Linked DNA regions of Homo sapiens: region 1 is linked to region 2. A link is a loop called in an ENCODE intact Hi-C map of the cell type or tissue named here. Cell type or tissue: PC-9. All regions are shown on one strand. Links, peaks and the distances in the headings refer to the core of each region. The heading gives the core; the rest is flanking DNA. Region 1 has its middle 60 kb from the start of NGF-AS1. Region 2 overlaps NGF (nerve growth factor).

What was found. Peaks named below come from ENCODE experiments on the same cell type or tissue, not always from the same donor. Only the 100,000 strongest peaks of a DNase experiment are listed, where the experiment ranks them.
Region 1: it touches region 2 in a loop (2.7-fold over the local background); 1 of 110 quality-filtered maps calls a loop at or near these places.

What each region holds. Positions count from the first base shown.
Region 1 is chr1:115,221,106-115,225,498 of GRCh38, reverse strand. No RefSeq gene overlaps it. Among named protein-coding and RNA genes, the nearest start is that of NGF-AS1, 60 kb to the left of the region's middle. In PC-9, for the core only: a CTCF peak has its summit at 2,316; DNase peaks (open chromatin) are centred at 2,318 and 2,768; H3K4me3 peaks cover 694 bases; H3K27ac peaks cover 2,612 bases.
Region 2 is chr1:115,297,967-115,302,359 of GRCh38, reverse strand. The region is part of intron 1 of NGF (nerve growth factor); the gene reads left to right. The region is part of intron 1 of NGF-AS1 (NGF antisense RNA 1); the gene reads right to left. Among named protein-coding and RNA genes, the nearest start is that of NGF-AS1, 17 kb to the right of the region's middle. RefSeq lists an enhancer at 1,192-2,391. In PC-9, for the core only: no CTCF peak of the experiment used is centred there; a DNase peak (open chromatin) is centred at 1,999.

The sequences.
Region 1 (4,393 bases), core at 150-4,149, 77 kb after region 2:
TTCACTGCAGTTAATCATTGTGGATGGATGGATCAGTGGATGAATGGATGGATAGATGAATGGATGGATGATTTAAATAAATAGATACTTCTACCAGATACTTCCAGATGTTGTCTAGCCCTAACTTCCTACGTTGGATACGAGAACCATAAATACCAAAGAAAGTAGTTGGTACCTTTCTCTGGCCATGAGGCCAGTCAGTTTTTCTATGACAGGAAACTGCCCAGCCTCTAGGTTCAAATAATAATATCTTTTCTGTTCTGAGAAAAGCAATCAGAGGTCCTGGCCTTCTTCCTTGTCCTTGTCTGTGTCTGGCCACCACTCCCAGCAAAACCCAGGAGACCCTTCCTTAACTAATTCAGCTCTTCTCCCTGTCAATCACCAGCTGCTCCCAGACCTCCATCAATACCCACCCAAAGCCTCCAGTGCCTCGGTTTTACCCTTCTGTCTTTACATACAGCAGCAATCATTTTAATATTTTTCTGTTGGCATTTTCTTAAGAATGAGGAGGAGTTGGGGTGCAGAAGTTAAACTTCAGTCGTAAGCAGAGAAGAGCAGATAATTTTTTAAAAAAGAAAAAAAAAGCCACTGCCCAGAGGGCTTGCAGTGTAAATTAGACACACAGAGGAAGTGTAACAAGACAGGGCAGGCACCCATTGGGAAACAGGCGGCAGCCAGGGATAACTGTCTTTGTTCTGGTCAAGCCAGCCTGTCACCTGCCACCTTCAAGGGAGCTCAGGGGAGGCTCAAGGAAAAGATGAAAAGAGAGCACAGAAGTAGTAATGAATTACTTTAGATAATAAGTGGAAATGAAAAGCATGGCTGAGAGAGGCCCAGACACTTTACTTCTGGTTCCTTTCCTCCTTATATTCCTACAAGTGAGAAAGGAGAATACCAAAGAGTTTCCCCACCCCCACAAGACTAAGAGAAAAAGGCAGGCATGAGGACCCTGCAGGGATGTCCAGGATTTAACACTGGCTTTGCACTCTCTCTCACTCTCTCCCACTCTGTGTGTGTGTGTGTGTATGTGTGTGTGTGTGTGTGTGTATGTGTGTATTTACTGTTCCAATGTTAGTTTATTCTTCTAACATATGTTGCTGTGCTGAAGCTTTGTGAGTGGGTAACATCTTCCAGCCTCACCCCCACCATAACCCTGCAGTATTCTCTTTTTGTAAATTCCAGGGCTAGAGCCCAAAGGCATCTCAGTCCAACACATCTTGTCACATCAAAATAAAAGCAAAATTAAAGCCAAGACATCATGGAATGCCTCATAAAGCTCTCCCAACAGCCAGTCCATGCTCAAATCTCCCAATATAAAATTGCTGCTGCTAAGACAACTCTCTTGATATGCATGTTGCATATGAAGGTCAAAAAGGATAGATTTTAATTTTTTCGCTACAAGAAATTACATCAGTTCAAGGTGCAATATTGGAGGAGAGTGTCTTGAGAGAGATTTATAAAAGTTGGCAAAGTCTGTCCACTGTGGGACTCAATCCTGGGTTCATTGAGGACACAACAGGCCCTGCACTGAGGACCCACAATGCCCACCTCTCTCATGTGAATGCCACACATGAATGGCACCCCTCCCGCCTTGGATCAGCAATTGTGAAATAGAGAAGAAACGTGGGAGGCTGTGAGTGCCTGAGTCCTGGGCCATGGGCTCACCTGTCCACTGTACTTTCATCCTTGTCTTAGAGAGTCACCCATACCTGCACTTACTTAACGGTGATTACCTCAACTATGCAGCAGAACATGACAATATTATTTGGAATTGAGTTCTTTGTATTTCTGCCATTCTTCAGGGATTTTAAAACTTGTTTAAGATGCGTGTTTTAGAGAGAGTGAGCCAGAGAAAAAGAGAAGAGATTCACCAGGTTTGACAGTTCTGATGAAGGGGCAATTGAAATATCAGAGGCTGATTCTTCAGGAGCCATGGAAATAGCAGGACCCAGAGGGCAGCAAAAGCCGTTCTTGGAGAGAGGATCTCTCTGCTTTGTAGGAAGGTGACGGCCTTCAGCTCCTTCCAAGCTCCTCCTATGACATGGGAGATGGGAAGTGGCAAGACAAGGGCAAAGAAAGCAGCCTCCCTGGTGTGCCTAGGTCCAGGTTGCCAGCATCCAAAGCTGAGCCCAGGCTGGACACTAGACCCAAACCCTCCCTTCCTAAACTGTTTTGGGGAAAGGGAGGCAGAGGCACCTTAAGCCAATGGTTCACACCCCGGCATCTTCCACTGTGAGTAGGGAAAATTTGGGACAAGCCCTGATGTGTGTAGTGAAAGTTGTCTTTCTGGATTTGCAAGTAGATGAATAAGGTTGAGTTTTACAGAAAACATGTTTCCAAACACATTAGCCACAGGCCAAACATCTCTTCAGAGGAGCTTTATTTTTAGAAGAGCTTTAAAAGTATTTTCTTTATGGTACTTGAGACTAAATTCAGTCCCTGTGATGACTTGAAACCCCATTTACATAGACCTTCTGAGACTGGAGACTCATTTGACAAATTCTCACCACAGCAGCACTGTACACTTGATGAGCACCAGAGGAAATGCACGTGGAAACTGGGAGTGGAGACAGTGGGAAACCTCCGGCAGCTACACTAATCCAATTCCTGCTTTTAATGTCTGAAGGAGCCTGAAAGTTCAGAGAACCAAGTTCTTATTTGGCTTTGTCACAATCTTGGGCATGTCACAACTTTTCTAAATCTCAGTTTTCCTATTTATATAAGAAAGAATTGCAAAAGTCCATTTACTTCCTAACCCAGAAACCACAGACACACCTGAGACACATTTCATGGATCAGTAAGTCTGGGATTGTTTGAACATGAGTAAGGATGGAGTGAGGATTTAGCCCCATGCTGTGCCACCCTCTTCCCCATGATTAGGAGAGAAAGCATTCAATCAGGGACCCTTTGGAAGTCATATGACCTTCCTAAATATCCCTGGGTTCTCAGGGACTTCAAGTCAGGGTGCCATTATCAGGGCCAAATCTTTAAAACTCACCCAAATTGATATGCTGTTGGCTGTGGGACATCCAGAAGATGTGGTAACTACCTCAATGTCTTCCATGAAGACGTCTCACGTGATCTGAAAACTCAGTCATATTCCGAGGAAGTCCAGACCTTACTAACCTTCCACCTCAGACTGCAGCACATTAGGGCCATTCTTTTAAACAATTATTTGTGTGTCTTCTAAATCTATTATCTTCTTCTTCTTTTTTTTTTTTTTTTTTTTGAGACAGAGTCTTGCTCTGTCACCCAGGCTGGAGTGCAGTGATGCAGTCTCAGCTCACTGAAACCTCCGTCTCCCCAGTTCAAGCAATTCTCCTGCCTCAGCCCCCCGAGTAGCTAGAACTACAGGCGTACACCATCAGGCCTGGCTAATTTTTTGTATTTCAGTAGAGACGAGGTTTCACCATGTTGCCCAGGCTGATCTCGAACTCCTGAGCTCAGGCAATCCACCCACCTAGGCCTCCTAAAATGCTAGGATTACAGGCGTGAGCCACTGCGGCTGGCCTAAATCTATTATCTTCTTAATGAGCTTTGGGCCGCAGAGCCTGTAGGCTATACTTCAGTGTCCTTTTTGCCCTTCAGAGAACAGGAAGCCGATATTCCACATATGCATCAGCCAGGTTGGTGGGTTGGTTGGTTGGGCTGCAGGAAGCTTGGGGAGACCCCAGGTTACCTCTCCAGAAATTCCTAAAGGACTGTGTGAAGAGAAGGGGGAGAGAGCCATGAAGCTACATTTCAAAAGAGCCCAAGAAAGCAAGCTGTCCATCCCAATAGGCCAAAGATCTCAACCTCACACTCAACTCAGAAGGGTTAACAGCCAAAGCAATGTAAAAACGAGAGGACTTTTTCCCCTTCAGGAGTCTAGCAAAACTGCAGCAACAAAAAAATGCTTCTGTGTTCTAAGCAGTAAGTAGCAAGTTTGCTGCCACTGGGGGTATAAAGGCAGTGTCCCCAAGCAGGGTGTCAAAAACCACATGCCCCTGTCCCAGAATGATAGCCCCGGTTCTCAGGAGCCCATCTGTGCTTTTCCTCTCTGTTTTCCTCCCATACATATATCCATAAGTTAATCAGACTCCTCAGGTGCACTGGAGTCACCAGTCACCTCGGAGGGCCGAGCTGGCCCAGAGGGATGCTTTAAAACCTACTTTGCATATGGAAGAAAAAATTCTCTTCCACTCCCAGACTGGTGAGAAAATAATGAAAAGGAATAGAAACATTACCAACAATTTACAACACATTCCATTTAAAAAGAATCCTCAAGTGCAATAAACACTTCATTACACGTATATGACTTCATTATTTAAAAAGTTTTCCACCCAATTTGTCATCACAAGGTGACATCCCCCCACCCCTCTGCCCACAAATTCTTCAAGGTATCTCAGAACCT
Region 2 (4,393 bases), core at 145-4,144:
TTTTGCACAACACCTATGTACACTTTTAGTGCTCATAAAGAAGGTGGAACGAGGGTCTTAGATTCTTAGTTCCTCTGTGGCGCACCTGTCAGCCCACCAGTGTGGCACTCTCCTTCTTAAATAAAACACTACATAGCCAAAGTGAAAGGGAGGCTCACCCAGTTATCCAAGAAGGTGAATTGGGACCACTTGTTATTTCCCAGTATAACATGAAATAATGATTTACTTGGGTTGAATAAACTGGCGCAGCTGTGGGAAGAGTCTTCAATTCCTTTCAATAAACATTCATTAAGTGCCTACACTGGGACAGCCCCACGGATAGAAATACTCCTAAGACCTCAAGAAGTTAATCCAGCAGATGCCTAAACTTGTCCCAAATCCCTGGATAACCAAGTATAAATTTGATCATGAGGATACCATCCATGTTGTATTCTCCTTGTGATTCACTTTTTCTGCAAGGCAGCAATTACTTAAGCAAAGATGCTATTAACTTTACAGTGCCTGGCAAGTTTTCGTGATAGCTAAACATTGCAGCACCCTGATGAACACAGCCATAGCTGGAGCAGCTTCCTCCCTCTGACTGCGACATGGCTGAAGAAAATGGATATTTCAAAAACAAACGTTTCAGTTTGTTACTCAGCATCTTTGTTGGCAAATGATTGCAGATAATCGCCCCACAGCTGCAGGCTGAGCGTTCTACAATTGCTCAGTTCCACTGAGCATGTGCATGGCCAGCCATTCCAATCACGACTGGGACACAAAGCGGCGATTTCTTCCTGCCAGAGAGGGCCAGATGGGGGCATGGGATGAACAGGAGGCATCACTTTCTCTTCTGCACCCAGATCTGCCAGTAACTAGCTGCCTGATTCTGGCCAAATGTCTTTAATGATATTAATAAGAATAGCTGATATTTATGTAGCACCAACTAGATGCCAGGCACTGTGCTAAATGCTCATTCAATTTAACCCTCTCAATAATCCAATATGGAGGGTATAACGTTTTGATTTTTGAAAGAAGATGTTGAGGGGCAGAGAGGTTAAGTCTCTTGCTAAAGATTGAGAAGTGCGGTGATTGTGTGGTGATTGAGAAGGAAAAATGTCTGCCCTCATCTCTGGAATTTCTAATTACTCACAATGTTCTGGGTCTCTAGAGACAGATGCTCTCTGTGGGTCTCTCGTTAGCTCCAGAGTAAATTTCCCCAATGCAGACTTTTTATTTTGTTCATGTTGTCATTATCAAATCAACCTTAAAAGAAGAAACACTAAAAGACTGGGAATATTCTGAAATATAATTATATGAGAACCAAGTGACTTTAGAAAGGACAGCAGGTTTTCATCTCTCCTGACCTTTCCTCCTGAGATAATGAAAGAGCTAGATGAAACTCCTTAACATAAGCTCGAAAATCCCTGTCAAATAGCCCTTCATTAGAGTTAACCACCCTGATGGCATTCCAGCATTCCCCATAAGTCATATGTGTTACTGCATAATAGGAGCCCATGTGGGACTAAGATAGTTAAAGCCATGCACAGGAAGTAGCTAAAACAGCACAAAGCCCCCTGACAAACACACTCATGGAAGTAAATTCTTCATTTCCAGCTCTTCGCCTCAGGTTACCTAGGATTTGCATGTGCTGCATGCCTGGGCAAAGCTGGGCTGAGTTATCTCTTTCATGCCTTGAGTCAGATTTTCTGGGTGTGAAGTCAGCAGACAAGCCAGGAAATGTCACTGCAGAAGAGCAAGGGAGCTCAAGACGCGATGGCAGCTGTCACTCCAGAGTGGTGTGGAGTGGGACGGTATCTGATGTGTCCTCAGATTCGGTTTCCCTTGGGATGTGTTTGGTGCTGACTGCTTGTGATCCATGTTTTCTTGGATGCAGGTTGGTAGAGGTGCAGCAATTTTTGCAGTGAAACTGAAGTCCAGCTGCTCAAACAGAAATGGCCTCATCTAATGGACACTTTAATGAGTAAGGGTGGCATTTTACTCGAATCCTTACATTCAAGTCCCATGACTCATCCCTTATCCCTCCTTAATTGAAGGATGGACTGCCTGCCTTTTTTAAAGCACTAGAATCCCCTGTGTCAGTTAAGCCAGTATATTTCCTGGTCTTTTTCAGGGCTATGAATCCTTACCTTGTCTTAATTTCTGAAGTTACATCTGAATCGCATTATAGTCTTATGTGTTGTAACATTTCTTGACCTATTGCTTAGAAAACATACCACACACTGAGAGGAAAAGGCTAGCTCAAGAAGAGCCGAGGACATTCAATCCTATAAAGCAAATAGAATAAAGGGCTTGGATCTGAGTGTTAACATTCACTGGCACCGTTTTGTTTTCTTTCACGTGTTCAATCCTAGGTGGTCATTCAAGGTCTGCAGTAGCCTGGAGACTCCATAGGTGCTGTTATGATTACATGCGAACCTTGACTCCATAGGTGCTGTTATGATTATATGAGAACCTGAGAGTCATTGTTCCCAGTACCGCTGTCTGCTATTAGTCCTAAGTATGGGAACAACGGATCAGCGAAAGGCCAAAAGCATCACTGAAATAGATTTTTGTGTGTGTGGTTTAAGGATTAGCCAGTTGGAACCAAGGAGATGTTTTCTTAGGGTCTCAGAAAAGTTTGAAAAATTATTGGATTGTTTTTGGCACTCAAATGTAGATTATAGATGTATTACTAGTATTACTAAGCTGAGGGGCTATACTACAAGGACTATTATTTAGCCCTACATTCTTGCAAAAATATTCTGCCCTCAACTCTGTAACAGAAGGCTGCTGTGTGTTTAGATGTCTTATCTTCCACCACATTAATGTTGTTGTAATTACCCACACTTTGAAAACCTCCCTGGGGTGTGGGCCGTCATACAGCTCATGAATTCCTCCAGTCAGGTGAACATGCAGATTGTGTTTCGCCACACACAATAGAAGGCCACTCTCATTCATAGCAAGTGCCCTTTGATTCTCAAGCTGAGGTCAGCCAACCACAACAACTTCTTCCTACCTACAGCTGTCTGACTCTCTGGGGAAGTGCTAGAAAGGGTTTTGTGGGAAATTTACCCACAAATTTCCCAAAGAGCCATAGGACCATTTCTTTTTTAAGAAAATTGCCAGGGCACTTTAGAATTGTCAGCATTGAAACTTTTCATCAAAAAGAATAGCAATTTCACTGAACCTTAACGTCTTCCTAAGTCCTTGGTACCAGATGTATTATTTTCCTATTGGATGTGCCAAAACCACTAGATAGTTAAACACATCAAATCATCTTGAAATGGCCAAAGTTGATTTTTCCCTCAAAAAAGAGCTCCTTCTCAGCAAACCTCATATTATATTTCATACTAGAAAAGATTTCAAATTCCTTTTCCTGTTGTGCACAGACTCAGGGTAAGGACTAACAGAGAGATGGGAGAATTGAGGGGAATGGCTACAGCCAGGAAGATCACAGTAGTCACACCAACAACTATTCTTATTTCCTCAACAACACATCCTTAATCTAAGACATTCCTAGTGAGTTTCCCTACTCACAGAGCTCTCCTGGGTGGAAACTAGGAGAAAGGGGGCTGTGGCTGCCCTGGCATCTTCAATGTAGTGATCGATTTGGCTATTACCAAATAGTGGGTTGGCCTATCATTAAGTCCAAGGACCATGTGCTGAAATTTTTAACACCAAAGATTTAGGGACACTTGGCCAAAAAGACCTCTGGGACCAGTCCTCCCATGTGCTCCAAAGCAATGGCTAGTCCCAAGAGCAGCTTGCACTACATCAAAGATACCAGGGCAGCCGCAGCCCCCTTTCTCCTAGTTTCTGCCCAGGAGAGCTCTGTGAGTAGGGAAACTCACTAGGAATGCCTTGGATTAAGGACATGTTGTTGAGGGTATAAGAATGATTGTTGGTGTGATTGCTATGATCTTCCTGGCTGTAACTATTCCCCTGAATCCCCTCTCTCTGTTAGTCCTTACTCGGAGTCTGTCCACAATGGGAAAAGGAATTTGAAATCTTTTCTAGTATGGAATGCAACCATGAGGTTTGCTGACTAAGAGTTCTTTTGGGGGGAAAAAATCAACTTTGGCCATTTTGAGATGATTTGATGTGCTTGGTAATGGCCTTAATAATGGTCAATAATGGGCATTGCCAGAGAACATTTTAAGTGGCATGCAAGGAGTAAAACAAACAAAAACCTTCCAATTCACAAATGTCAATTATATCTAGACAACTGGGCGTGGGTCAGGCAGGAGAGACAGGGACAACATTCCCCAGAGGGTTTGTCAACTATATTTTCAGACCTTCTTGTGGCTTATAATGTGACCACACCTGAACTTTATGTTTTCTGAGATGTATTAATTTATTGATAATCTCTCTTAATTACTAGCTTATCAAAAACAATTCCAAGCTTCCCATT